4 separate regions of the Homo sapiens genome follow, and regions 2, 3 and 4 are each linked to region 1. A link is a loop called in an ENCODE intact Hi-C map of the cell type or tissue named here. Cell type or tissue: endothelial cell of umbilical vein. All regions are shown on one strand. Links, peaks and the distances in the headings refer to the core of each region. The heading gives the core; the rest is flanking DNA.

Region 1 (7,545 bases), core at 2,061-6,060:
CACACAATATGGGCCCCAGTTTCAGCTGCTGCTTTGGCCCTTGGCGACGGAGGATAACGTTTAAGCCAATATACGCTGAAGTTTGGGCTTTGCTCATAAGTGTTTCTATTTAAGGGAAGGGGATGTGGATGATGCCAACAGTTACGGATGGAAAAGGAAGATTATACACCAGGAAAACTCATTTCCAAGGAAGCAGCCTGTGCACGTGGCTTCCCGGGCTGCGGCTGGGTTCTGAGTGCGGGCAGCAGCTGGGGAGGGCACACCACTGACCTGCCAACCCCAGGGACAAATGTGCTCCTGCCCAGAGCAAATCTGTAGCTCCTTCGATTTCTTTACTTGGATTATCGGAATCAAATGCACTTGCTTTTCTTTCTCCCTCTCCTTCTTTCTTAAAATGCTTTTCCAAAGACATTTGTCTTCCACGAACCACTGTCTGCTATTTGTACCACTGGACTTTTTAGTCTCTTGCTAATTTTTTCTTTCTTTAACATCCTATGAATGATTCATGTCTTGGGTGCCCAGTCCTCCCAAACAGCACACATTGGTATAAATGAAATGTGAGAGTAACAGCCAAGTACTCATGCGCTCCTGGTTCTGAGGCCCTGTACTTTGCAGCTAGAGTCCCTTTCCCCGTGTACAAGCAGGTATTTTAACCCCAGTATTTCTGCTAAGTCAACCGGCCTCCAGAGATATTAGGACATTAAGACTTTGTCTAGTCCCACAGCTAGTTGGAAATACGGGGTGAAATCTTCTTCCAAGCAACATTTCTAAAGGGGTGCTCCATAGACCACCTGCATCGGAATTCTCAGGGGTCCTAATGAAGCCCGGGAATTTGCATTTTCAATAAATTTGCTAGATGATTTAAAAACAAAGTTTGAGTCCCTGTCTGTATCAGTCTGTTCTCACATTGCTATAAAGACATACTTGCCACTGGGTAATTTATATAAAAGAGTTTTAATTGGCTCATCGTTCTGCAGGCTGTACAGGCTTCTGCTTCTGGGGAGGCCTCAGGAAACTTACAATCATGGCGGAAGGCGAAGGTGAAGGAAGCATGCCTTACATGGCAGGAGCAAGAGGAAGAGAGAGCAAAGGGGAAGGTGCTACACACTTTCAAACAGACAGACCTCGTGAGAACTCTATTGCGAGGCAGCACTGGGGGGATGGTGCTGCAACATGAGAAACCATCCCCATGATCCAATCACCTCCCACCAGGCCCCACCTGCAACACTCAGGATCACAATTCAACATGAGATTTGGGTGGGGACACAGAGCCAAACCATACCCGCATCCTAATGTCTATGAAACAATTAAACAACACACACACACACCAGAAGCTGTAATTTTTGTGTAAGTGAACAGCTTCCAACTCAAAATAGCAGTCAGAGTGGGTGGGTAGGTGGTCATTGATATGAGAAATGGATAATTGCCATGCAGTAAAAGGCATTTAAAAAACAAAATTTTTTGTAAAAGGCAAAACATGCTCATGGAGTAAGTATCAGGATACAAAAGAGAAAACAGTGACAAGCAGTCTGCCTGCCCCACTCTTGCCTAGGGACCCTTCCTCCCTCCCCAGAGGCCACTACAACTGATAGACTCTGTTTAGGAGAAAAGACTTGAAAATTGGGGAAAACCTTACAGGCCGAGTTCAACTTGGAAGTGGTATTTTTATCATGTAAAGACAATGAGGTCCATAAAATCTTCCCCCAGCCCACTTGCAGGCAGACTCACACCCCTCCCCCATCAACAAGATGTTCTCACCCTCACCCTTATACCTAGGACCTGTGAATGGGTACCATTCTGTGGCAAAAGGGAATGTGCAAATGAGGTTAAGATTATGGATTTGTGGCCTGGCGCCAGTGGCTCCTGCTTGTAATCCCAACACTTTGGGAGGCCAAGGCGGGAGAGTCATTTGGGGTCAGGAGTTTGAGACCAGCCTGATCAACATGAAGAAACCCCGTCTCTATTAAAATACAAAAAAAATTAGCCAGGCACAGTGGCTGGCACCTGTAGTCCCAGCTACTCAGGAGGCTGAGGCAGGAGAATCGCTTGAACCTGGAAGGCAGAGGTTGCAGTGAACTGAGATTGCGGCACTACACTCCAGCCTGGGAGACAGAGCAAGACTCCGTCTCAAAAGAAAATATATGTGATTTTAAAATAGAGAGATCTTCCTGGCTTATACGGGTGAGCCCAATCTAATCACATGAGCCCTTGTAGGAGACAAAACATAATTTCTTTTCTATCCTTTCCCTTTTTCTGGGTTCTTAGTTGAGACACTCTCCTGAAAACAAAAGTCAAATTAACTAAAGAAAAACAAGCAGACGTTTATTAACACCTGCTGTACCCATCACATGAGAGAGGTCTCAGTTCAAAAGTATTTCTCTCTGAAGGCAGTGGCTTAGAGGCCTTGCGTAAACAGTATTCTAATGAAGAGCCATAAATTCTATACAGTGACAAGATGAAGGTGAGAGCAGCTCTCATCTTTTAAAAGGTGGGAAACTAGAGGAAGATGGTAAAATGCATTCCCAGACTCTTCTGGTGTCTGCTGCTGCCTTCTCTGGGTGGATGACAAGCACTGTCTCCAGGAAGGAGGGACTGAAGTCCTGCCATCAGGTAAGCGGAGGCCAAGGCAGTGTTTCCCTGCGTTTTCAGTGTCTTGAACTAACAGTTCTCAATATTTTGAGGAGAAATATTTTGATTTCCTTTACTCTGAAGAGCACAGAACTTTGTCCAGCTGCAGCCCAAAGCTGTTGCCACAGAGAGAGTTGTAGGATCTGGAGTGTGGGAGGGACGGAGTGGCTGTGGCTGGAGGAGAAGCCACGTGGAAAGTGGAAAGAATACAGGTCACCTCGAGGAGCAAAGACTGGCTCCCAGTGGAGGCCACAGGGAAATGAGACCTCCCTCCACAACTGCGGGGAACCAGACTTGCCCACCAATGAGTCATCCTCAGAGCTGCAGAAAGCAGTGCGGCCCAGCTGACGCCTTGCTTTCGGCCTTGTGACTCCACCCAGATGTCGTCGGACTTCTGACCTGTAGAACCATGAGCTAATAAACAGGTGTTGTGTTAAGCCCTTGACTTTGTGATGATTTGTTGAGCTTGCTGGACGTGCGCTGTGGGGATGCGTGGGTGCACGTCGTCATCCATGGAGGTGTGTGTCGGTGTTGACATCTGCATTGGGTACGCGGAAGAGGGTTCATTTGATTGTGAGTTGTCCCACGGTTAGCCTGTCACTCCAGGAGCGGCTGCAGCCCTGCCTCGCTGGACAGTGGGGATGACAGAGTTTCTGTGACGTTCCTGGGAAGGGGTGAGGACTGGAGGAGTGGGGATTGGTTGGAAGGGTTGGGAGGGTCACCTGCTTGAAGCTGGGTTTGTGGCAAGTGTTGTTTCCAGTGGTTGCTCTTCAGGCTGGAGCTGATTTGGGGAGGGGAAGCTGCGGGAGAGTGAGCGTGGCTCGCTCCCCAGCCAGCCTGGTACCCACGCAAACTGCCGTCCTGCCTGTCCCTGTGGGTTTGCTGCTGCTGTTGCTCTTGTTCTTTTCATGGTTGGCCCCACGTGTGTTCAGCCCTTAACCTGTTAAGGGGATGAGCTTTGGAACTGACACCCCTGGGCCATTTCTCCAAGTCTTTATGCCTTGCTGACCTCATGTGTATAATGGTGTGATAATAATAGGATGTCTTTTATAGGGCTCTGTAAGGACCCAAAAGGCACCTGTTTGTAAAGCACAGAATGTGGAGTGTGTGAGCCCATGCCCTATAAAACGCATTCTTGTCTTGCGCTTCTGTTGGCGGGTGGTCCTCACTGGACCCCCAGAAGCTTTCACATGGTGTGAGGGCCCCATTTGCCTGGCGCTTCCTTGGATCATATGCCCCAAAATAGACACACTTTTGGTCTTCCATGGAACCAAATCCAGCCCTCGCCCTAAAAGCAGCCCCGTCTTCCAATTAAAATGAAGAGTTTTTTTTAAAGTTCTGCCATCAGCATCTCTTCTGAGGAACTCCAGGAGATGGCCTGCACTGGGCCCTGGGATCACATTGCTCGTCTCCAGCCCGACCCCCATCTGTGGGGCTGCCTGAAAGTGGCGTGTCTCTCTTGCAAACTGCTGCTGGACATTTCACGGGGGTGGTGGGCAGCCTCTTAATGGCGAAATCCAGCAGGATTTAAACAAGTTAATGATTTGGATAGTGATCCTCTGCCTTGCCCCACCCTCCCCTGAGAATGCTGCATCTCCCTTTTTCATTTCCGGACTGGGATGGGAAAGTGACCCTGGACCCACGGCTGTCAGGAGCAAAGTCAGAGCCTTTGATTGGAGTCAGAGCCTTTGATTGGAAACCAGGCGCCACCTGCTGACTCCCAAAGCTCACTTCTTTGGTCAGTTTCTGTGCCTGGGACAAGGAGTCTAAGAGCTCCCATCCATCTAGTTCTCAGGCAAAGTTGCACATTGACTCTGCCTTTGACATTGGCAAGAGGAGCCCCTTCCTTTGGCCCCAAGCATTAGAGGGTCAAAATGACTTATTCAAACAGCATGGCCTGTCTACAGGACATTCAGGCATACACAATAGTGGCTAAATTCAGACATCTTTGATATTTTACCAACTTTCTGTCATTTAAAACAACAGCTTTACATATATTGCTCAGGGTCTGAAATTTGTCTCTGGCAAAAGTGACCCTAAACTCTAAATATCTGCTCTGGTCAATAATACTGTGTAGGCCCCAGGGAAATGCTTCTCTGTAGGTCTGTGTCTCGAGACCAAAGGTGACTTTATCCAAAAGCTGTGAGGTTTGTAGATTGCACAACTGCAGCTATCAGAGATGGTCACTGAACTGCGACCATTTTGAAAAAGAAGATACAAACTAATTGACTTGTCAAATTCTTCCTTGCAGAGAGCATGGATGCAACCGATTCTTGCATAACCAAATCCTTTCCCAGGAGTGCTGAAAATCCATTTTCTGTTAGTGATTTCAGAAATATTCATAGATAAATAGAGTACTCGAAGCCCTTGCACCTGGTGTCTCAGGAAGTTTTTTCTTTTTCTTTTTTCTTTTTTTTTTTTTTTGGAGACAAAATCTTGCTCCCTTGCTCAGGCTGGAGTGCAGTGGCATGATCTTGGTGCACTACAACCTCCACTTCCCCGGTTCAAGCGATTCTCCTGCCTGAGCCTCCCAAGTAGCTGAGATTACAGGCACCCACCACCACACCCAGCTAATTTTTGTATTTATAGAAGAAAAATTGCTACTAAATTTTGCCATGTTGGGTCTTGCCATGTTGACCAGGCTGGTCTTGAACTCCCGACCTCAGGTGATCCTCCCACCTCGGCCTCCCAAGGTGCTGGGATTACAGGTGTGAGCCACTGCGCCCAACCAACATTTTTCAATATTAAACAATTTGTGTCACTTATTACATTTTATATGTATAGATCTAGATACAACATATGTGATGCTAAAGCTGATTCTTTTTATTTATCTATGAATCTTGATATTGCTTTAAGGGATGGGAAAAATCATACGAGTGGTAATAATTTAAATGATAAAATTAAAACATTTTGTATTTTATGCCACAATGACAATCTCTTTTGTGCAGCCCTATTACAATGTTTGAATAAGTTATGTAAATTCCTGGTACGTTTCTGCATCACAGTACTTTCCTAAAACTTATCGACAATTCCAATAGCTATAGCTTTAGCGGGTCAAAGTTTCCTCAAAATAAAACTAATAAAAAATGATCTGAGAACCTTAATGATTTCAGAAAGTTTGCTTAATTTGTCATTACTATCAATGGAATGCAAATTATATGAAAATATTGATTCTAACAACGTAATTAGTGTTCTTTGCTAAAATTAAGAAAAGACAAAAATTTATGGATAATATATAACTTATCAATTATGTATGTTGTTACTTACTTATTCAAACAGTGTAGCCTATCCACGGGATATTTAGGCATACACAATGATTATTAAATTCAGATGTCTTGGATTTTTACCAACTTTCTGTCATTTAAAACAACAGCTTTACATATATCGCTCCATTTTTGTTCTTATGAAGGTATGCTTTTCAAGATAGAATGATGAAACATACTTATTCATTCGTTTTATTTGTACCTTTTAAATATCTCTCTACTATATCTGTATCCTATACCTCCCGATACACACACGCGTGCACACACATGCGTGCACACACACATGCACACACACACGTGCACACACATGCACACTACCTGGGTCTCCTTTTGTACCCTTGCCCTAGACACCACAGATGCTAGGAGAAACCTGCTGTTATTGATTTCTTCCAAAGTAAAACTTGCTCAGGTTGGTTCTAACATATGACATTCTGGTTTATAAAAAGTATTGGGGTAAGCATTTAGGCTTATTAAAATGTTACGTTAGGGGCACTGTCTCTAAAAGGGATTGCCTGACTTGGGGACAAGGAGGTTAAAGAAGGCCAGCAAGACACTTTAAAGCTACCAATGTCAAAATAAAGGGGGTTCTGGCCAGGCGCGGTGGCTCACACCTGTAATCCCAGCACTTTGGGAGGCTGAGGCAGGTGAATCACCGGAGGTTAGGAGTTCAAGACCAGCCTGGCCAACATGGTGAAACCCCATCTCTACTGAAAACACAAAAATTAGCCGGGCGTGGTGGCACATGCCTGTAATCCCAGTTACTCGGGAGGCTGAGGCAGAAGAATCACTTGAACCCGAGAGGCAGAGGTTGCAGTGGGCAGAGATCGCACCATTGACTCCAGCCTGGGCAATAAGAGTGAGACTCTGTTTCAAAACAAAAATAAATAAATAAATAAATAAATAAATAAATAAATAGGGGGGTTCAATCAGGGAGGTGTCCTGGAGAGGAGGTCTTGTCTGGGAAGCTGTGAAAAGGGGACATGAGCTTTGTTACAGGAGCCGTTATTGAGTTCAGGAATTCTCAGGTCTGCTTCTGGAAGCTTGCTCCTCTTTTCTGAGCAGTAATGCGGAAATCATAGTTGATTCTGATGCCTGTAGTGCTTCCCACTCCAAGAATACAAAAGAGAGGACTTGGTTCCTGCCCCCAAAGGGCTCTTAGGGGCTGCCTTTGTAGAGAAGCATCACTTCATGAAACAATTTTATTTCAAAATCACTTGTTGCTAACTAGTGTGGTCGTTCCTCAAAAAATTAAAAGCAGAATCACCATAGGATCCAACAATTCTACTTCCGGGCAAAAACATAAAAGAATTAAATGCAAGGTCTTGAACACGTATCTGCAAACTCATGTTCCTAGCAGCATTATTCACAAAAGCCAAACAACGGAGGTTGCAACTGAAGTGTTCATCACTGGATGAATGGATAAACGAACTGTGGTGTATACACACAAGGGAATCATACTCCGTTTTAAAAGGAAGGAAATTCTGACACACACTACAACATGGATGATTGCTGAGGACATTATGCTAAGTGAAATAAGTCAGTCGCAAGAGGACAAACACTGCACAGTTTCTTTTACCGGAGGCACCTTGTGAGATAGTTAATTTTCTGTGTCAATTTAACCGGGCTAAAGGGTGCCCAGATAGCTGGTAAAACA
Region 2 (7,545 bases), core at 1,781-5,780, 420 kb before region 1:
CCAGAATAAAGCAATTATTTTGACTCCTTTTTACATAAGACTTAAAATTTATTACACTTTATCTCTTCCTATGCACTTGATTATTTCCTAGTCTTTGTTAATTTACTTTCACATTATAGACCTAGATCGACGTATATTATCATTGCTATTTTTAATAAAGTAAAAATTATTTGAGATTTTTTTTCTCTTTTTAGGCCATTTTAATGTAACTCATTTATTCATCCAATAAATATTTATTGAGGACCTATACTATGAGCCAGATGCTGAGCTAAGAAGTGGCAGAGCCTTAGTGATCAAGACCACACAGCCTCTGCCTAGGCCTCATGGGCTGTGGTGCTGTGTGGTCTCTGTGTTCGATCCATTTCAGTTCTCACCTACCCTGTGTTCAGGCCACCCTGAACTGGGCTTGGTTCTTTAGAATCACCGTACCTACCATGTTACCAAGCCACCATGCCCTAAAGCCACCATGCCACTATGCCCCTATACCACCATGCTACCCCATTACCACACCACCATGTCACCACGCCACCATGCCACCCATGCCATCATGTCACCATGCTACCACACCATCGTGCCATCATTCCACCATGTCACTATGCCACACATCAACTCACCACCATGCCACCATACCACCATGACATCATGCCACCATGCTGCAATGTCCCCATGTCACCACCTCACCACACCACCATGCCACCACATCATCATGCCACCATGTTACCATGCCACCACATCATCATGCCATATCACGTCACACACCATCATGCCACCATATCACCACATCATTATGCCACCATGCCACGATACCACCATGTCACCATGTCACAACATCACCATGACACCATATCACCATGCCACCATATCACATCTTGCCACAATGCCATCATGTCACATCACCATATCACCATGCCACATCACCATGCCACCATCTCACCATGATATGGTGAGATGTTACTTACTGTACCACTGTGTCATGATGCACCCTGTCATACTGAACTATGTTATCAAGTTACCACACCACCATCTCACCCTGTCACCATCCCACCATGCACCATGCCACTATGTTACCTGTCTCCTGGTAGGTGTTTGCCTGTTTATTTCCCTCTTGTCCCTTGGACTGTGGGCTTCACAAGGGCATGGACCTTTCTGGTTTTGTTCAAAATTTTGCTTACTAGCACAATGCCTTGGCACCTTGCAACCATTCAATAAATGTTTATTAACTAAAGGGGTGACTAAGTAAGGTGCTCTTTTTTTGGTAATTAATTCTTTATATTGATTGCTTTTATGTTGGCTAGAATATCTCTTAACTAATTATAAAAGAGAATGTGAATGGTCATTTTCTAATCCCCAATGTAACCAAGGATGACCCTGTGTTGTAAAAGTGTGGCTGGGTATGATAGTCTTTGTACCTAACTTTGACTCAATTTTTACCTCTTAGAAGTGTGTGAATTTGGGGACATCATCCCCTGGCTTTTGCAGAAATGTCTGATGTCAGATTAATTTTTGTTTGTTTTTAAATAATCTGCCCTCTTTTCTCTTTTGTCTAAATATATGTGAATTTTTATCTTTTTCCTTTAAAAAAATCCCATGTAGTGTGTTGGTCTTGCCTAGTATATGGTGAGTGTTCTTCCCCCTGTGGATTAAATGTTTGTTCTACCCAGAGAAGTTTTCATGAATTACAACCTCCCTTGAACTACCCTGTCCACGTGCAGGTGGCCAAGTGACCTTCCCCCACCCACCACCATGTCGAGAACTAGAGCTCAAAGATATAGAGGAGGAATAAAGGTAGATGAAAGTAGGAACACCGCTGATAGCTTCAGAGATAGTCCTTGTGCAGTGACCTTGTGCAGTGAGAGGGTGTCCGCTCTGTTTTCTGATTAATGTGGACTCAAACAAAGATCACCCAGGGGGTCAAAGTCTTTTCCTACCTTCTCTGGGACCTGCTATGCTGATCTCATGCAGCGGACTTGGGGGAATTCCCTGTGTTCCTCAATTAAACCCAAGCTCTGCTAAAATATACAAATAGTCATCCTAAACTCTAGGTCCAACATTGGCCTAGAAACTCTAGGTCCTAATTTTCCAAGCTGTTAGATGTTTTTATTTTCCGGATTTTTTTTTTTTTTTTTTTTTTGAGACGGAGTTTCACTCTTGTCGCCCAGGCTGGAGTGCAATGGCATGATTTCAGCTCCTGCTCACTACAGCCTCTGCCTCCTGTGTTCAAGCGATTCTCCTGCCTCAGCCTCCCAAGTATTACAGGTGGGATTACAGGTGGCCACCACCATCCCCAGCTAATTTTTGTATTTTTCGGAAGAGATGGGTTTCACCATATTGGCCAGGCTGGTCTCGAATTCCTGACCTCAGGTGATCCTCCCACCTCAGCCTCTTAAAGTGCTGGGAATACAGGCATGAGCCACCATGCCCGGCCTGTTTTTGGGATATTTTAATGGAAAGTGATGGAGTATGAATCCGGCCTGCTCAGGTAGCTCTAGGTCAGCCATGAAATCTACGTCCTGATAAGGAGCCTGGAGAGGCTTCCTCAAATCCCCAGGCCATGGCATTGCCAGCGCAACACTTGCATCTCCTGACTTAGCCCAGCACTGCCAAGCAGACCTCATGGGTGTCCTTCTGCCACCTTCGTGCTTCCTCCATCCTGGTCTCCCTGTCTGTTTACATCAGTGTTTCTCTTGGCCCAGGGCAGGGTCTCTTTATCTCACGGCCTCTGTGGTCCAGTTAGTTAGGAGAGAGTTTTGAGCAGGTGCAATTAGTGTGGAGTCTCTGGGGCCTGCACTCACACACGCGGGATCCTGACAAGCCCTGAGTCCTGGAACAGCCGCACCCTGCAGTAGCACCCACGGAGCAGCCTTTAGGCCCTGATGCTCCTTTCAAACAATCAGAAGCTTCTGTGGGCCAGAGCCGTCCATAGGGCCTTTGAGAGCCTGGGGAGGTAGAAGGGAGAGTGAGGCATCCATAGCAGTGTCTGCAGGGAAAGGGGGGTTTACCTGTCCCCTGGCACAGTTAGATGTGTAGCTCACGCTTTGACTATAGGATGCTCTTATGTGTCCACACTTCACAAAGCACAGGGCAGCTCTGTGTTGTTGCCCAGAAGAAAATGAACCCCCCCCCGCAACTTCCACTATATGAATTCTCTGCATCGCTGCCTCTAGGCAGCAGGACAGCCAGCAGTAAGCTGCAGACATCCCACCATGCTGCAGCTTGCTGTCTGCAGCAGGAAGCCCCACATACAGCCTGACAGTCAGGCCAAGCCATTTGGCCATTCACCAGTGCTGCAAGCTCAGGCAGGTTGCTTAACCTGTCTCAGTTCCTGCTTCTGAGAAGTAAAGCTAATGGGGTCTATGTCATGAGATTACTGGAAGATTAAGTAAAATAACAAGCATCAGGCAGCTGACACAGAAAGTGTGCCTGAGAGGTGGATGGATGGCTCCCTAGCCCCTCTCTTTGTCTTCTGGGCTGAGCCCCTCCCGATCCCCACAGGGCAAAGGCTGGCTGATTTTCAGTAGTTTAAGCTGGTGTGTAGCAGCTAAACTCCACATTTCTAGACCGTTTGAACAGGAAACCTGAGATGAGGGAGCGTTTGAATTGGCTCATGCAAAAAACAATATTTGCTGGAGGTTAGCTGCTGCATTATGAATTTTTAACCTCCCATAAATCAAACTGTAAAAATGGACAAAGGCTGAGTTTCCTGTGCCAGGACCAAAATAGACACCGCCTGCGTCTCTTAGACAATTCCGATTATGTTTCCACAACCAAATCATGCTGAGATGAATAGCTGGAATATTTATATTTAGGTCCTAACGTATAATGTAAAATAAATGAAAACAGTCTATCTTCTTGGCACTGAAATTGTGCCACCATATCCATTTACAAAGACGATAACTCAAAGACCAGGCTGTGCAAAGACCATCATGTGCCTGGGGCGGGATTTTGCTTCTCTGCTCCCATTGCTTTTCCCTACGACCGTCGTCACCAGATACCCAATACTAAATGATTAATAGAAAATCCCCAGCGGGATCAGTCCACAGCAAGGTTTAAAGTGAATCCTTTTGTGAATGCTTTATACTGACAAATACAAATGCTTTAAAAGATCCAGGAGATGGAACCTTGTAACTGCAGAGGATGGTATTTTAACTAAAGAAAGCTTTTATTAATTTGACAAACATATCTTTCCCTGGCAACTCCTATGAGCTACAAACTTAGACGAATATCATAACAACTAAGAGATTTTTATTCTTTCAATTTAGTGGTAAAGGGAGGTATTAAAGCACCTGATTTACTATGAGGCAGAAAGAAACATGAGCTCGAGTGTTACAAGCAAATGTTACAGACTTCTAGAAGGAAAGACCGCACCAAAAAAGTGAAGTTGGAGCTGAACTTTAAAGGATGATAAAGGTTTTAGTATGGAAAATAGAGCTCCAGAGGCCAAGAGAAATGTGGCTACACTGAGGTGAAACTGGCAATAGGGTGTGGAGTGAAAGTATACGATACAAAAAATAAACTGAAAGCAAGTATGGGCCAGGCACAGCGGCTCACGCCTGTAATCCCAGCATGTTGGGAGACCCACGTGGGAGGATCACTTGAGGCCAGAAGTTTGAGACCAGCCTGGCCCACATGGCAAAGCCCTGTCTCTACTAAAAACACAAAAATTAGCCAGGAATGGTGGCACACACCAGTAGTCCCAGGTACTTGGGAGGTTGAGGCAGGAGGTTCGCTTGAACCCAGGAGGCAGAGGTTGCAATCAGCCTAGATCATACCACTGCACTCCAGCCTGGGTGACAGAGCAAGACTCGGTCTCCAAAAAAAATAAAGCAAAGTATGAAGCAATTTGGAATAAGGAAGATAGAGCCTTATAGGAGACTGGAGGTTTTTAAAGGCTTCTAACAAAAGGGCTGATGTGATATCAGCAGTGTGAATGAATCGATTCATTCACTTAACAAATATTTACCTAGCTCCTCAGTGAGGGATGGAGTGGTAGGTAACAAAACCAATAGGCTCCTGCCCCCATGGACCCACAGTTTCATGGGGTGACAAGCATTAACAAATAAACCTGTAAGTAAATGTATTAGGTTGATGCAAAAGTAATTGTAGTTTCTCCATTACTTTTAATGCAATTACTTTTGTGTCAACCTAATATAATTACAGGCAGAAGAGAGAACTAGGTAAGAAGGGTGCTTAGGGTGATGTCCAAGGAAGCAGGGAGCCCTGACTAATACTGGGGGTTGGAGAGAGGAGAGAAGGCATTGCTGAGGACCTGGCATCCACACTGGGTCCTGGGGGGTCAATGGAGTTGGAAAGCAGGGCTATGCTGGGGCCAGGGCTGCAGCAGAGATTGGAAGCATTCCAAGTGCAGGACTAGGAACAAAGGCCTTTTGGCAAATGAAGAGGTAGGCATTTTCAAGAAAACAAAAGAGAAGAGAGTGGCATAAGATAACTCCAGGGGGATGGGACATCTGCAGGGCCTGGCAAGGCACATTCAGGATTTTATTTTTATTTATTTATTTATTTATTTATTTGAGACGGAGTCTCACTCTGTCACCCAGGGTGGAGTGCAGTGGTGAGATCTTGACTCACTGCAACCTCCACCTCCCAGGTTCAAGTGATTCTCCTGCCTCAGCCTCCCGAATAGCTGGGACTGCAGGCATGTGCCACCACACCCGGCTAATTTTTTGTATTTTTAGTACAGATGGGGTTTCACCGTGTTAACCAGGATGGTCTCGATCTCCTGAACTTGTGATCTGCCCACCTCGGCCTCCCAAAGTGCTAGGATTACAGACATAAGCCACCATGCCCGGCCCAATTTTTGTATTTTTAGTAGAGATGGGGTTTCACCATCTTGGCCAGGCTGGTCTTGAACTCCTGACCTTATGATCCACACACCTTGGCCTCATAAAAGCGCTGGGATTACAGGCATGAGCCATTGCACCCGGCCACATTCAGGATTTTAATCAGGAAGTGCAAGGGGAAGCCACTGTCTGGAGTGATAAGATCTGGTTGGTTGAATAACGTCCCTCTGGCTGCTGTATGGAAGGTGGATCTCAGAGGAGTGAGTCTGAAAGACATTGTGGTGATCCTGAGGACTATCATCTGATTTTTTTTTATCTTGTCCGAATTTCTATCTCAAGGGTCTGGGGAGTCATGTTCTACAAATCATAAATTCTCATCAGATGGGTTTAATTTAACCCTATATAGGATGACTTACTTTCCAACCTGACTCTGGCATAACATTATGAGACAAGGAAGAAAATCAAAATATTTTACCCCAAAACATGTTTCTTTGCCATATCTTGAAATGGCCCTGCAAAGCTGTCCTTTGTGGGGGAAAATTTGCATCTATAAAGAATCTCTATTAACCTAGCTAGTTCTTTTTCTTCAAGACCCTCCCAATCCTAAAGAGATTAACTAAAAGTCTAGCACCTTCTAAAGATCTGAATAGGAAACATTTGTCATCTGTTATCTCTAAAGGGCAGCCACCATAAGACTTCAAAAGAACCTTGGTCTTCACAATCTTTTATCTTAACCCGAACATTTCCTTTCTGTGATCCCAGGTCTTTAGATAAACTCAACCAATTGTCAACCAGAAAATGTTTAAATTCACCTATAGTCTGGAAGCCCCTGCTTTGAGTTGTTCTGCCTTTCTGGATCAAACCAACGTATTTCTTTAATGTATTTGATTGATGTCTCATGCCTCCCTAAAATGTATAAAACCAAGCTGTGCCCTGACCACCTTGGGCACATGTTCTCAGGACCTCCTGAGGGCTGTGTCAGAGACCATGGTCACTCATATTTGGCTCAGAATAAATCTCTTCAAATATTTTACAGAGTTTGACTCTTTTCATTGACAATGTGAAGGAGATATGCAGCAGTTTGCACAGAGCAGTCCTGGTGAACCAGGAGGCAAGAGGGCAATTTAAGACCTCCTTCAAAGTTACAGCAGACAGATCTTGCTGATGGGTTGGGGGTTGGGAGCAGTAGAGGAGGGAAAAGTCAAGGAGATTCCATGTTCTGACTTGAGCCACTGAGCAGAAGGTGGTAGTTTCCCAGAGATGGAAAAGCCTAAAGTAATGTTAATGCGTAGGCTGCAGGTGAGAGGTCAAGAAATCAGCTTGAGATTTGGAAACACTGAATGCCTATGAGACATCCAATGCAGAGGTCAAGTGGGCCATTCACAATATGAGTCAGAAGCTCAGAAAAATGAAAACAACCACAGATCATCTGGGAGGAGGGCAGAGTAGAGGCAACAGCTAGAAAGGGCAGTTTCCATCTTGGCTTCCTGTGCCTGGGATCTGCCCCAGCTGACCTTTCCAGGAAGTCTCTGGTGGTCACCTGCCGACCTTATCACAAAGCTCTCCAAAACACATCAACCTTAATTTCAGGTTCAGGTTCACCCAAGAAGAAAAACAGTAGGCTTTTGTCTTATATCCTTTTGCAATCACTTACCCTTCTCCAAATCTGGGCCCCAAGCAATTATGAGTTTACTTTCTCTTGCGATAGCTTAGCTTTGCCTGTTCTCCTCCTCGGTTCTTTGAATGT
Region 3 (7,545 bases), core at 1,519-5,518, 100 kb before region 1:
TTCAAGTCCAGCCTGGGCAACATAGCAAAACCTGGTCTCTATAAAAAATACAAAAAATTAGCCAGTCGTGCTGGTGACACTTGTATCCCCAACTACTCAGGAGGCTGAGGTGGGAGGATTGATTGAGCCCAGCAGGTCAAGGCTGCAGTGAGCTGTGATCACGCCACTGCACTGCAGCCTGCATGACAGAGCGAGACCCTGTCTCAAAAACAAAACAAGTAAAACAAAAAGGGTCAGGCATTTGGCAGGGATGGACCCCAGTAGAATCTTCTGATCCCAGTGCCGTGACATAGGGTCCCCAGAGCAGATGGGCTGGGTTCAGATAACGGAAGGCCACACAAGATTCTAGAATTGTCAGCAGAGGGAGGAGTTGCCTGACAGCAGCAGATTCCAGGGAGGGCCCGGATGAACCTCCAACAGGAATGCTGATTCCGTTCTGCCTTTGATCTCCTGATTTCAAAAGAACTTGAAGTAACTTGAACCTGGCTGCCATCTGCCCAGGCATAGATGTGTGCCAGGAGGCAGGTCTGCCTCTTAGTTGCTATGAAATAGTTTGCCCAACTTGGATGCTACGTTTCTTTAGAAAATCTTCAAGCTATCACACGTGAATAGGCTTCTGATCGAATAAGCCCAGGGCTTCGGTGGATGGGGCATGGCTGGCAGCAGGGCCAGCGTGGCCCTGTCCTTTTGGTCCTCTGTGGCAGGGACCCAGGAAGCAGTACCCAAGGGCTGGAACCAGCGTGACCGAGGAGAACTCTCCCCTGGCCAGGGCCTAGCTCTCAAACACCAGATTCTGGGGTGGACTTAGATCCTACAAACGCAGGCCACTGAGGCCAGGGTACCAATGTATTCATTTGACAGGAAAAAAGGGGATACTTTGGAGGTGCAGATAATGCATCCTCACTGTACAGGTCGGGGCATGAGAGCAGAATGAGGGTCATTCGAAGGATAGAGTGTCTGTTTACTGTTTTATCTGCTGAGAAGCAGATTCCCATTTTGCCAGCACCTGTGTGTAGCCTGGACTCTGGAACTAAACTCTCTGGTCTGAGGGGTGGAGGGGGTCAAATCTTGGTGAGGAACAGTTGCATGGCTCTGCTCACTGACCTCTGTTGGGCCTTAGTTTGCTCATCTGTAAAACGGGAGTGAGAAGTTGCAGTTATGGGCGTGTGACACCTTCCCAGTCACGCTCCTATGCAGGGAGATGTGGCTCTGGCATACAGAAGCTGAACTCACAGTGATGGTGACAGAGGCTGGAGGCTGGGGGGCTTGCAGTGTCTGTATCCAGTTGGCTCCAGGGATGGCCCCACCCCTGTCCTCACCTCGGTGTGATTTTAGGGGCCACAGTCTGTTCCTGTTTTTTCTTAGCTGGTTTGAGTTGGGTTTTGAGAGTCCTAAAACCCACCCAAGATGGCCCTAGGTACCTGCCCTCTGTGGGGTACATTGCTCCAGTGGGACTGCAGGCTTTGGGGCTCCCCGTTAGCACCCCAACTGCTCCCGGCTCCTGGCTGTCACTCGGTGAAGTTTGCCACGGCTTCCCCTGTTGGTGGCGTTTTTCCTGTGCCTGACTGACTAGGTACCCTCCTAACTCCTAACTAAACATAGGTTTTCTTTTTCTATGCTTTAGTAGTTATTTCTCATAACAAAAATATGCTCTCAGTGTCACAGTTATTTTTAATAAATGTATCTTTCCAGACTGTTCTCTGTGCATGTGCATAATATTTTAGCCTCAGATGGGTTCCTCATGGGCACCTTCTTAAGGTGTCATTGCCTGTAGTCGCCTCGGTGGCACTGGACCTCTTTAGAGTGGCTTTGCTTCTTTACAGGGTTTCATTATTTTTTTTAAAAAGTTTTATTGAAATGAAGTTCACATAACATATAATTTACCATTTTGAAATGTCACAATTCTGTGCTGTATAGAATATTCACAAAGTTGTGCAACCACCACCTCTTATCACATCTCCAGAACATTTTTTCAACCCTAAAGGGCACCCATTAGCAGTCGCTGCCCCTCCTTCCCGCCCCTGACAACCACTGCTCTGCTTTCGGTTTCTATGGATTCCTATGGATTTGTGTATCCTGGACATGACTTATAAATGGAACCATACAATAGGTGGCCTTTGGTGACTGTCTTGTTTTCACTGCAGACTGTTTCCAGGGTTCATCCACGTGGCAGCATGTGTCAAAATCCCATTCCTTTTTATGGCTGCATAATATTCCATTGTATGGCTATGTTACATTTTGTTTACACTTTCATTCGTTGATGGACATTTGGGTCGTTGCCACCTTCTGGCTGTTGTGACTGGTGCTACTAGGATTCATGTATTTGATGGTCTAATTCTGTTCTAAGAGCTGTCTTCTCTCATTTCCAAGTTCTTGGAGAGATCCCTGGCTTTTGATTCCTTCTCCTCCACCCCATGCCTATCCCCAGGATTTTATGAATCTCCCAGGAGGTAGGGCTTGGTATGTTGTTGAACTCACTGTTGGCATGGACCAGCAAGGGTCGCTGTCACATAAAGGCCTGTGTTAGGTGCCATCCGCCTGCAGATCCCCCTGGGTGTTAACACAGGACTGCGAGGAAGCACTGCTTGTGGAGAGCAGGATAGTCAACAACAGACCTAGGCCAGGTGTTTGCCCAGGTGTCACACAGGAGGCTTGCTGTGGAAAGGCAGCTTCCTGGGCATGCCCTGTGCTGGCCATGTCTGTCTGTCTGTCTGTCTGTCCCTCCCAGCCCTGCTGTGCTGTTGGCCCAGGGAGTGGTCTGAATTGGCTGTACCCCAGGGGGCTCCCCTGACTTCTGGCTTGCGGTGGAGAGGGAGGTGTCAGGGGAGCCCCTCGCCTGGGGCTCACTCCGGCTCCCCTGACTGGGGGTCCCTGTCTCCCCCAGGTTCCAGTGGAGGCTTCCCCCTTCCCCACTTCCCTGGCGTCACTTCCCCCAGGGGTCCCTTCACTGTTGTAAATTGTCCCTTTCCTGTTGGGGCCTTGAGTGATGTCTCAGCCCTACTGAGTGAAGATCTCCAAGGCAGGCCCAGAACCTGCATTTTAACAAATCTTCCCCTGACACCTTGAGCCCCTCAGAGCTGCTGAACCCCCGCCTCCGCCACCCTGCTTAGTTGTTGATCTTGGCTTCCTCGTGTCCAGGCTACAGGCTGACCTCTCTTGTGCTTCTGCCTTTCAGAGCTTCAAAGGAAGCACATGTTTGCTGAACCCTCCCAGGGATCCAGGCTTTGCAGGTTTCACACACATCTTACAAAATGCAGTGGGGGCAGAACGAGAGGAGAGCCAGAGCATGCTGGCTTTGGGAGGGGTGGCCCATTGTAAACAAGCCAGCCCTGGCCGTCCCAGGGTCCCAGGCAGGCTGGCTTGGTTGGGTCTACACACAGCCAAGCACTCTTAGCTCCTGCAATTGGAATCCCGCTCTTGCGTGCCCGCCTGTGTTCCTGGCTGTGGGAGGCGCCAGAGGGAGGTTTTGATCCCTGGGGGAGTAGGAAGCCGGCCCAGCCCCTGCAGCTGTCTGGCCCCAGCCACTAATCCTGGGCAGGAGCCGCCTGTCCTGGCATGGTGCTGGGCTGGCTGGAGTGGAGTGACCTGAGAATGGGGCCTGCTTTGTACCCAGAGCACACGCCGGCCACGGCTTTTACGACCTAGCGAGCAGGACGGGAAAAGGCCAGCAGGTGGGAGATGGGAGTCAGCCTTGGTCTCCTTTGTCTTTGCGGGCTTTGTTCCGCGAGGATTTTTTCTTTCCTGCCCTTTTCCTTTGGGCTGAGCGTGAGTGTGTTCAGAAAATCTCAGAGCGGCCACTTGCTGCCCCAGGGGGTATCATACGCATCATGGGTTTGGTCAAGAGTGGATCCATCAAAAATCTGTGGGGTAGCATTTTTTAGGAAACGAAGCATAGTGCCTTTTATTCCTAATGGATTTTTAGCTGTGATATAAAAGCACTCCCGGAAAGAAGCCAGCGGATGAAGGTCCCGATGGTGCTGGGCTGGCTGCAGGCGGGACCACAGGACTCTCAGAAGCAGAGGGCCTGTGCTCCCAAGGGCCTGTGCTCTCAGGGGCCTGTGCTCTCAGGAGTCTGTGGACTCAGGGGCCCCCCTCGCTCTGCTTTGCCAGGGGCCACCCAGCCTAGATTTCTGCTGGGCCAGCACCCCTTGGGCTCTCCGATGAGACTGGCAAGGCCAAGCATGTGAGGCCTGTTCCCAAATGGAAGCGTCCGTCTGTACTACTGCACGGCTGCCAAGACCCTCCAGCTCTGACCCTCCATCTGGGTTTTGCCTGGGGATTCAAAGAGGGGCTGGGTTAGGGGAGATAAAGGGAGGGGGACTAGGGCAGGACCTCCGTGACAGCAGCAACATGGCTGATGCACCTGGTGTTTAGTGAAGAAGATTGGGGGTGCCACGCCGCATCTGTGTGTCCTTAGACAAGTTCATTCCCCAAATCCATTCCATTTCCTCTACTCATCGGATCTGCTTCAGAGACTTAAACGAGCTGACGGAACATTTAGCACAGGGCCTGGCCACGGGTAAAGGATGTCATCTTCCCCCGGTCAGAATGGAAATGAATTCCATTTCCTAGGGTCGGGTGAGCCCACACCTGTGAAATCAAGTAGAGGGGAGGGAGGGGAGGGAGTGGAGGCAGTTGAGTGGGAGAGTCCAGGTGAGACAGGTGAGTCCCTGCAGGAAGGCAGGAGCAGGAGGCACAGAGGGGAGCTGGTCAGAGATGTCAGAGATGGAGAGATGGCAGGTGGGGTCCAGAGCAGCTCCTCCCTGCTTCCTCCAGGTTGCAGTGGAGACCAAATGGCCTGAAAAGCCCCAGATACTGACTCTCTGATCCTTTACCACAGAGCTTCTCACCTGGGGCGACCTTGCCTCTCCCAGCCCCCCAGGGACACTTGGCAATGTCTGGAGATTTGTGATTGTCACCACGCAGGGAGGAGGGAGGAGGTTCCAACCGGCATGGAGTGGGTAGAGCCTGAGGACGCTGCTGCAGATCGTGCAGTGCCCAGGACAGCCCACACAAAGATGGATCCGGCCCCAAATGTCAGCAGTGATAAGGTGGAGAAATGGTTTTCCAGAGAGTTTGCTGTTTCACCTAGAGAATTGATTGACTGGTTTTGGAGGAAGGAGGAATTTAGGATGAGGGATTTCTGGGCGCTGCCAGTTGCTAAGTGGGGAAGAAGAGACCAGGCGTGCAGTGCTTGAGAGGCTGCGGCCATCCTGAGCCCGGGCTGCGGCCATCCTGAGCCCGTGGGGGCAGTTATGGGTAGTGCTGAGGAGGCAGGGTAGAGACACGGTTTGGCCATCAGCAGAGATGCCCCTAGCCATGCCCAGGGTGGACTCAGGCACCCGAGGAGAATGCGCCAGCGAGGAGACCAGCAGAGCAGGGATGGGCACCGGAGAGGTTGGACGTCAAGGGCAGTCAGGGGAGGAGACCCTCTGAAGGAGGCCAAGAAGGACCAGCCGTTGGGGGTGGAGGATGCCGCGTGAGCTGCACCCCTGTGGGAAAGGGAGAGTCGCAGCTGGGTGGCTTGGAGGTTTCAGAGCTGTCAGGAAAGCTGCCCTGGGACTTGGCCCTCTGTGTGGCCTTCCTCTCCAGACTGGGTGGGAACAGTGTCGTGAGCCATTAGGTGGGATCTGGTGCCCGGAGAGGTGTGGCACAGCTTGAGGGGCCACCGCAGGATGTGTATAAGCTGAAAGGAAGGAGGCCTGTTTGCCACCCTGACCTCCCAGCTCAGCCAGCCTGAAGCCCTGGGTTGGGACAGCCCCTTGGTGGGAGGGAGGCCCTTTGATGCAGCTGGGGCTCTGTGGTCGCCTGGCATGAGCTCTGGGCTGCAGCCTCCCTGCAGGGCCCAGGAGGGCCAGAGAGAAAACGCCAGGAAGAACCAGCCGAGGCCTACTCAGGAACCATGGCGAAATAAAGCAGGAGGCGGAGAACGCTTGAGGTGCTACCTCTTGTACCGCTTCTCCTTGTAGGTGGTTATTTTCTCCTCATTCTCTTTTTGGTACCCTTTGTGTAGAATAATGCTCCTTAGGTACTTTCTAGTTGGAGACAAGAAAGAAGCTTCTCCAAGCTCCCCTTGGTTCTGGCAGTGTCCTCTGGCTCTGGATCACTCTTGGTGCCCTTTCCAAGCACCTCTCCCTACTCGCTGTAAAAACTCCAAGGCAAACAAGCTGTGAATTATCAAAAGGCCACCGGCCTCTGGTGAACTCATTCTCCCGCTAGGAAACCTGTTGGGTAGGTTTTGTTCTATTTTATCTCCACCTGGTATGGGCTTGTAGCAGAGGCCCTACTGAAAAACGGGGTGATTCACACACTTTGCTCATTTATGCTTTGCTTTAAAAAAGAAAGCAATGGGAGCAGCTGGCTGCTGCCTGCCTGTTTTTGTCTGACTGTCCTGTAAGCTCTACCACACCAGCACAACACCGGGGTTCCAGCTGGCTTACAGGGGCTGGGCTGACATTTGCCCAAGGGACAGGTGGACGGACAGCTTGTGTTCTCTGGGATTGTCTAGAAATCAGCTGATTTGCATAAGAATGTTTCCCCATAGCTGAGAGCTTAATGTTCATCACTGACCCATTGGTGAGTTTGTTGAAATAGAGATGGTTCCGGGTAGAATATACTTGCCTCCTAGCACCTGAAGGACTATTACTTGGGATAACCAGGCTTCCCAGAGTGCTCTCTGGGCCCTCCTGCTGCCCAGCTCCCCTCTGAGCTCTGCAGGTGCCATCCGGCCTGCAGTGTGTGTCTGTCTGCCGTGGGCCTCCACTCTGCAAAGGCAGTTGTCCCCTCCACTTCCAAGGAACAAAACTCAGAGGCTCGCTCCAGTATGGTGGGATGGTTGAAAGGACCAAAGTGTCACTGAATGAGCCAGAGATAAGAGGATCTTAAAGGAGAGTTTGGGAGAGGGGCCGTGGTGTGGTGTGCCTGGGACCCTGGAGGACGGAGCTCCTAGGTCATTGTGTCTAAGAGTGCTTTGGGGATTCAGCTCCTTCCGTTGGCCTCCATTATTTCTTGGCTTCTCTGTTGTGTCTCTTCTCTCTCTCCTTGGCCTCTTTCTGCATCTGTGTCTGCTCTTTGCTAGCCGGCCTGCCTTTGGTGGTAACTGTTCTCTGGGGTCTTGCCCTTGACTCTTGCCTCCTTCCCATATCCTTGATCTGGATCTCTCTATGGATCTCTCCCCAAATGTCTATTCCAGATCTAATCAAGATTTACCTCTCACTGCCAGAGCCATGTGTTTGCTCCTCACGTGGGTACCCTATGTTGGCATGTCCAGGAGAAAACCCTCTACCTTCCTTTTTCTCCATGCTGCCCACATTCAGCCTATTTTGGAGATCCCAGCTAAGAGCGTCTTTGTGGTTTCCGCTCGCCACCTCCATGTCACCCCCAGGACCTTCCTCTTGCTCCTGGGAAAGTGTGTTAGTCTCTCCTCTCCTCAAACCTTCCCTGCCGTGGTATAGATGCTCAGTCACCTCCTTCTGGTGAGTGCTGGAGCTTCCTGGAGGGTCTTTTTTCAGGGTTACCTCCTGCTTGTCTACCCTTCGTCCCATC
Region 4 (7,545 bases), core at 1,544-5,543, 280 kb before region 1:
AATCACTTGAACCCAGGAGGTAGAGGGTGCGGTGAGCCATGATCGCACCATTGCACTCCAGCCTGGACGACAGAGTGAGACTCCATCTCAAAAAACAAAAACAAAACAAAACAACAACAACAACAACAAAACAATGTCCGAACCACACCCCAGATCAACTGAATCAAAAACTTTCAGGGCAAGCACTCAGGCATCAGAATTTTTTAAATGTTCAAGCTGATTCCAATGTGCAACCAAGCTTGAGATCCGTTGTTTCAAGAAATGCTTACTGTATGCCAGCTACAATGGTGAGTAAAATAGATGCTTCGTGCCCTTCTTGAGTATGTAGTCTGGTAGGGCAGCCAGATAATTTAATTATTTAAATATACAAATAAATAGACGTTTCGAAAGTATGAAGTGTGCTGTGGTGGAAAGAACGAGGTACTAGGACTGATGTGGGTTGGGGACACCCACATGAGCAGGAAGGAGCTACAGAGAACAAGCTGAGTTCTCTCGAGAACCAGCCACAAGCCTTCTCCAGCCATGCCAAAGCACATCCCTCCACATGCCTCCCAGAGCTCAACTCTATGCCCAATGGTACAATTCCTGCCCATGCTACGCATCTGAGCTTCACAAAAGGAAATGGATTCCACGAGCTGTGAGCTGGAGAAAACATTGCTTTAAAAATTAGATTTCAATGCTAGTAATTATTTTTTCCAATCTGGGAAGTTTTCTACCCTATTTAAAACTTGGCCTTTTCAGCATTGTATCCCCTGCATCTAAACCTCATGCCTGGCTCACTGTGAGTTCTCCAGAAACGCAGTTCAGCTGGAATTCCACATCTTTTCAGTTCCTGGCAAATGAGACCTAAAAGAGTAATGGAAAGCGGCACCCTGGGAAGGTTGTTGATGCTCAATCTGTGTGCTCTTATGCATACGAAGGACACGCAGATGCCTTCAACACAGTATATTCCAAACCAAACTATCATAGTTTAATCAACTCTCTGCACACCTGTCCTTTCCAACCCAATTCACTTCCCCAAGTCAGGCTTCTCTCATACAGTAGCCATTGATTTAACCCTTCCAATGCTCTCACTTGCTCCCTCTCCTCCATACTTATTATGAGGCTGCCTGTCCCCTCCAGGAAGTCACATCTCTCCTGTCCCTCCCTGACCATGCAGTGTCTCTGAAACCCTTCGGTGGATCCCCATCACCCATAACACAAAACCAAACAACTTTCACTTGACACACAGAACCCTCCATAATGCAGCCACTGGCTATCTTTTTTAACTTTATTGCTTGCTACCTTGGTTAACCATCTATCCCAGTTGGCCTGGGACTAAGGAGATGGCCAGGATGTGAGACTTTCAGTGCTAAAACTAAGAAAGTCTGAGGCAAACTGACACAAGTTGCTTTTGACTCCAGCGCAGCTCCCTACACACCCTCAGCTATTTCCCCACCCACAGTGTTGTTTTGTGCTGTCCATTCTGCCCAGATCCTTTCTGTCATCCAGCCTTTTACTGGGCTAATTCTCATTTATGCTCCTAGACTGGGCTGAGGAGGTGCCTGAGGCTGGACACCTCTCTTGCCTTTATGCTGGCAGACCCATGGGCGAGCTCAGGGCCTCTCCTCTGTCCCCGTAGAGCACTTGGGATGCGACTATCACAGCCAGGTCACTGCATTGAACATTTCTCCTTGTGTGTCTGCCTCTCACACAGGATGGTAAGCTCTCAAGGCCGGGACCTGTGTCTTACTCCTCTTGTATCCGCAGAGTTCAGCCCAACACCAGGCACGTAGGAGGAGGTTAATCAATGATTGATGGAATCAGTTATTCAGGAACCCCAAGCATAATCCTTTGTGGGAAAAAATGTCATTGCTAATTTAGGAATCAATCCTAATCCTAATCAGTCCTTTAGCCATTTTGAATACAGGTACCTTCCAGTTTAGCTTTTCAGATGCAGTTTCCATGAGGAAACTGACCCAGAATTGACCAATAGCCCTGGAATAACTTCTGTGTCATCAGACGACAATGATTAATTTTGGAAATGTGTTACCAGATACTTAATTTACTGCAAGTTCATTTTGGAAATGAGATATTTAACAAAATATGCTTTAAATTTGACCATAATAACACATTCTTGTCATTCTACAGGGATTACTATAAGCTTAAATGATGTAATAAATTTAAAGGTGCTTCAAAACATTTCAGCACTGATATGAACATAATACATTACTATGAAGGTCATTTTTATCTTCATGATTAATGTGGTGTGGTCTCCTGATACATCCCACAGAAAACTGAGAATCTGAGGAAGTAGAAAATGGATATAGTTTTGCCATTTATTAGCATGTGGCTCAGGCAAGTAATGTCACTGTTCTGAGGCTCCATTTCTATCAAAAACAAATGAGGACCATAATATCTACCACATAGGGCCAAAATCAATGAGCTAATGTACGAAGAAAGCCTAGAGTTCCAAAGGAGAATGGCGTTGGTGATGATGGTAGTGTTGGACAGAGATGGTGTTGATATGATTGTGATGGTGATGGTGACGGTAATGACGATGGTGTTGATGATAGTGATGGTGATGATAGTGTTGGTGATGAAGATGGTGTTGGAATGGGGATGGTGTTGGTGGTGGTGATAGTGATCGAGTTGGAATAGTGGTGGGGTTAGGATAGTGATAGTGTTGAGATGAGGACAGTGTTGGTGATGGTAGTGATGGTGATGATAGTGTCGGAATGGGGATGGTGTTGGTGGTGGTGATAGTGATTGAGTTGGAATAGTGGTGGGGTTAGGATAGTGATAGTGTTGAGATGAGGGCAGTGTTGGTGATGGTAGTGATGGTGATGATAGTGTTGGAATGGGGATGGTGTTGGTGGTGGTGATAGTGATTGAGTTGGAATAGTGGTGGGGTTAGGATAGTGATAGTGTTGAGATGAGGGCAGTGTTGGTGATGGTATTGATGATGGTGATGATAGTGTTGGAATGGGGATGATTATGGTGATTATGATAGTGTCAGTGATGGGGATGGTGTTGGAGATGATGATGGTGACGATGATGGTGATAAGATGGGGATGGGGATGGTGATAATGAAGGTGCTGGGATGGGAATGGTGATGGTGATGGGGGTGTTGGGTAATGGGAATGGTATTGGTTATTATGACAGTGGTGATAATGATGGTGATGATGATGGTTCTGGTGATGATGTTGTTTATGGTGATGGTGTTAGGATGGTGCGTTTGAAAGCTGACAGAGTGAAGTGCCATAACTTGGCTTAGTGCGTTGCTCACAAGGAAAGCATTTAGTAAATTTCTTTTGACTGAATGAGTGGAATAAGTGGCTTTGGGAGGCCTTTTACTCTACTACACTTTGTCTCAATATTAAATTCAGCAGCCAATGATATCAGAACCCAAACTGTATTTACATAAATGTGAAGGAGAGACTGGCTTTCTGGGGACTGACATTTTTGCTTGATACTGATTAACTTATATATTTCAACTGAAATCTGGTTTCAAATGTTTGAGATTTTGAATGTTTTGCCTTCTCTTTTTTCCTTTGCCCACGTATGATCTCAGTTTGCTTTGTGACCCCTGTTGAGCAACGCAGAGGACTTTCCAGCTGTGGCCTAGGGCCGATGCTCTAGTCCCTCCGTGCCTGACTGCACTTGAATGTAAGACAGAGCTGATCATGAAGAATACTCTCCTTTCCCGTAAGCACCACTTTGGAGCAATGACTAGAAGAAAGGTCCAAGCTCAGCTCTAAAATTAAAATTAGCCATGTTTCATCAAATGTAGACTTTGGCAAAGAAACCATTTCTGCCTCATAGTTAAACTCTGAGTGTAAACAAAGAAGTCACCAAAGACATGTGACTCCTTCTTGGCCAGACAATAGGGGTCACTGCCCATGTCTCTGAGTCAGAGGTAGTATCCATTCCTCCGCCAGCTGGTTCTTCCCAACCAAACACCCACACTGCAACTTAATGATTAGCCATTATTCTTTCTTTCCTCCTCCTCTAACCAGCCCTCCGTAGCAATGTCCAGGCTCATTCCACAGATGTTTGTGTGAGAACAGATCTATGTTAAATCCAGATGAGAAAAATGCCTGAAAAGGAGGAAATGATTTAGTTTAACAACAGAGGACTTAAGTGCAAGCAGATTGACATTAGTTTGTGCCTAGAAATTATGACACATCTGCAATCCCACAGAGGAATTGTGCTAAATGGGCCCACACAGCAGGAGCACTGGCCTGAAAAACAGCCTCATAACATGGAATCTGCTCCCAGATACAGAATAAGTTATGTGTTTTTTTAAGAATGCGATCTCGTTGCACACATAGAAGCATTTGTGTTATCAACTCACTTCCTCAAAAATGCTTGTTATTGGCATAATTTAAATTAAGACCATCAAACTAAGCTCCAGAAAGAGCACAGTGTTGTAACTAAGGAGAAGAGACAATATACTCTCAGAAATTATTATTATTATTATTATTATTATTATTATTATTTTGAAACAGGTCTCTGTCACCTGGGCTGGAGTGCAGTGGCATGATCTCGGCTCACTGCAACCTCTACCTCCTGGATTCAAGCGATTCTCCTGCCTCAGCCTCCCAAGCAACTGGGATTAGAGGCACCCACCACCACACCTGGCTAATTTTTGTATTTTTAGTAGAGATGGGGTTTCACCATGTTGGCCAGGCTGGTCTCAAACACCTGGTCTCAAGTGGTCCACTCTCCTTGGCTTCCCAAAGTGCTGGGATTACAGGCATGAGCCACTGTGCCCAGCCAGAATTCTTCCTTAAGGACCAGAGATATCATAACCAAAGTTACTTACTGAGAAGTGCATCCTCGACTTCAGAAGTGATTTTAGTTTTGATTTTTGGTTACATCTGTCATCTGTTCATTCATTCACTCATGAATTATTTCTCGATCACTTGCTAAGTGCCAGGCTGCATGCTGTTCTACTCACAGTATAATTCTTCTTTAAGCATTTATTACATTCTAAAAGAAATTTCCTGCAAAAAAAAAAAAAAAAAACTATAATATGTGATTAAGTTCAAGTTGCTATCTCTAAGTCTTATTAAGCAAAGCTATAGTATAAACTACAGAAAGATCTATGACCCTCTTCACTTGTCTAGTTAATGACATTAAGTTTGACTATGAGAAAATATTTATTTCCTTTAGTGTAAAAATGTATATCATTTCCTAAAGTGGAGACCATTTTTAGAAGCATTAACAGTCCAGACGTGTTTGGACATTAGCACCATTTTATTTTGCCTGTCAAAATAAAGATTTTATCCCAGCTGTTTTCCTCTTTCCAAACATGTCTTTCCACATGATCTGGGCTGAATTGTGTCTGAGAAGTATAAGTGAAAAACTCACAAATCACTGTGAATCTAAGATCCAAATATGTCATCTTAATTCTGGTAACTTACTCTCTTGAGACTTTGTATGAAGGTGACAATTTCTCAGAGAAAATATCCCCTACCTTAGAAATGAAGGCTATCGGGGTGTCAATCACTGAAACATGACTGAAAACAGCAACGCAAAGAGATTTTTAACTCCTGAATTGTCACGTGTCTGGAGCAGATGTGCCAGAACTGGTGCACACATACATTGCTGGTGGTCCTGGACATTGATGCGATCCTTTGGGAACACCATTCACATTTCACAAGTCACAAAAGTCTTACTTCGTGTTGGATCAGTAATCTCAGTCCTGGGAAAATGCCTTTGGAAACAGCATCTTTAGTGTTGGAAGCAATATTGTCACAAAGATATGTAATCCAGACAGCAGCCAAGGCATTGCTGCTGCTTGAGGAGATCTGATTAGCATTCATTGAGCTCTTCAGTTCCACCACAGCCTTGCCAGGACTTTGTGCATTTTAAGGAGACGCAGCTTCTCCTGGTCACCTCAGTCCTCAGGCTCTTGCTTCTGCACACATTGACTTCACTGCCATCATGTCCACTATGAAAGGAAACTCAGTGTCTTCGTTGACACATACACCTACACACCTGTGCACACGCACCTATGCTCAGACACCTTTCCAAGCTCACACACCTGTGCTCACACACACACACCTGTGCTCACACACACACGCCTGTGCTCTCTCTCTCTCACACACACACACACACACACACACACTTTTCCAAGCATTCATGAGTGCCGCAGCCACCACAGAAGACTGGCATGGGTGAAAGGAGGCAACGTGAAGAGGGATCCGCAACACAGCAACATGACCAACTCTGCACTGGTCATTGGGCATCTTTCCTTTTTAAAAATATCCTTTGACCACTCACCAGAACACTGAAGAATTTCCACTCAATCCTTTCATTGTGGATTTCTTTTTTCTTTTTTTTTTTTTTTGTCCTTTCCTATCTTGCTCCCTCAACCCTTTCCACCTCCTCCCACTCTGGAAACACTTCTCACATTACTCCAGGACTCACTACCCTGGCAACCACATTCTGCCCCTGGTCCTCCTCTCCACCCCCATCCCGGCATGGGGCTCATCGAGGCGCAAGGCACTTCCATTGATGGGACCCACCTGAAAGCAGCAGTGGTCATAGGGGAAATATATGCTTCCTCTACGACTATCCTATGGACCACTGCTTGTAATTGTGAAATATTGCAAACAAGCCAAATAATCAACAATGCAAATATTTAAAAAGGAATTATGCTAGTGGATGCCTAGGGCTGAGGGGAATAGGACAGCTGGAGGTGATAACTAAGGAGTATGGCTTCTCTTGGAGTGATGAAAATGTTCTGATATTGTGGTGATAGTTGCACAACTCCGTGATTATCCTAAAAACCACTGAAGTGCATACTTTAAATGGGTGAATTATATGGCATGTCAATTATATCTCAACAGTTGCAGTGAGCCGGGATCACGCCACTGCGCTCCAGCCCAGGTCACAGAGGCAGGCCTTGTCTCAAAATAACATTATACCTCAATAAGGCTGTTACCAAAAATACTTATGCTATATTCTCATGATGAAATATTACACAACAAATAAAGTGTGGAATTGTGACGATCCTGTCTATCTCCCCCCTCATGGTGGTCTGTGCTTTGATCTGCATGTTTGGGTCTTGCCTTTCCTATTTAACACCTGGCTTCTACACTTACCCCTTCATCTTTTGGACTCAGCTTCTGTTACCACTTCTTCTGTCATTGGATCCCACTCTTGGCTTTTGCAATGACTTCTGCACTGAAATACTTGGTCTTGAAATCTATGAATATTTGGATTTGGTTTCTGTTCTGGACCATTTTTTTGACTTGTGCAACCAACTTAAACATCAGCTTTCCATAAGAGCCACGCTGCATCCCACCATCATCTCTAGGAAGCATCCCTGTCCCACCCACAACCAGGTTAGGGCAAGCCCAGACAGGTGCTCAGGGCACAGCATTTAAGGAGGTGCTCACTCCCAGGCCCTTACAAATGTAGGCTCAGCTCTGAGAGTGAATGCTTCCTTAAGAGAGGCTTTCAGGTTGGAAAAATTTAAAGAGGCACTCACTCTCAGGAGCAGATCTTGCATTTGTGAGAGCCTAAGAGTGAGTGCTTCCTTAAATGTTGTGC

What was found. A loop is a pair of places that touch in the nucleus more often than their neighbours do. Peaks named below come from ENCODE experiments on the same cell type or tissue, not always from the same donor. Only the 100,000 strongest peaks of a DNase experiment are listed, where the experiment ranks them.
Region 2: a loop joins it to region 1, with 3 times the contacts of the local background. A loop is called at or near these places in 2 of 110 quality-filtered maps.
Region 3: it touches region 1 in a loop (7-fold over the local background); 25 of 110 quality-filtered maps call a loop at or near these places.
Region 4: it touches region 1 in a loop (4-fold over the local background); 4 of 110 quality-filtered maps call a loop at or near these places.

Annotation. Positions count from the first base shown.
Region 1 is chr2:235,102,976-235,110,520 of GRCh38, forward strand. No RefSeq gene overlaps it. Among named protein-coding and RNA genes, the nearest start is that of SH3BP4, 150 kb to the left of the region's middle. In endothelial cell of umbilical vein, for the core only: a CTCF peak has its summit at 4,344 (motif pointing left); a DNase peak (open chromatin) is centred at 4,326.
Region 2 is chr2:234,687,459-234,695,003 of GRCh38, forward strand. All of the region lies in intron 1 of LINC01173 (long intergenic non-protein coding RNA 1173), which reads left to right. Among named protein-coding and RNA genes, the nearest start is that of LINC01173, 8.6 kb to the left of the region's middle. RefSeq lists enhancers at 398-1,023, 6,880-7,545 and a silencer at 4,767-5,061. In endothelial cell of umbilical vein, for the core only: no CTCF peak of the experiment used is centred there; a DNase peak (open chromatin) is centred at 3,663; H3K27ac peaks cover 1,276 bases.
Region 3 is chr2:235,002,521-235,010,065 of GRCh38, forward strand. The region is part of intron 2 of SH3BP4 (SH3 domain binding protein 4); the gene reads left to right. Among named protein-coding and RNA genes, the nearest start is that of SH3BP4, 54 kb to the left of the region's middle. RefSeq lists enhancers at 134-972, 2,261-2,850, 2,851-3,438, 3,439-4,028, 5,386-6,022. In endothelial cell of umbilical vein, for the core only: CTCF peaks have their summits at 3,491 and 3,701; DNase peaks (open chromatin) are centred at 3,331 and 3,501; H3K27ac peaks cover 1,534 bases.
Region 4 is chr2:234,820,126-234,827,670 of GRCh38, forward strand. LOC101927896 (a long non-coding RNA gene) reads right to left here. Exons shown (of 9, transcript XR_002959457.2): 5 at 4,808-4,988. Among named protein-coding and RNA genes, the nearest start is that of SH3BP4, 130 kb to the right of the region's middle. In endothelial cell of umbilical vein, for the core only: no CTCF peak of the experiment used is centred there; a DNase peak (open chromatin) is centred at 3,866; H3K27ac peaks cover 1,864 bases.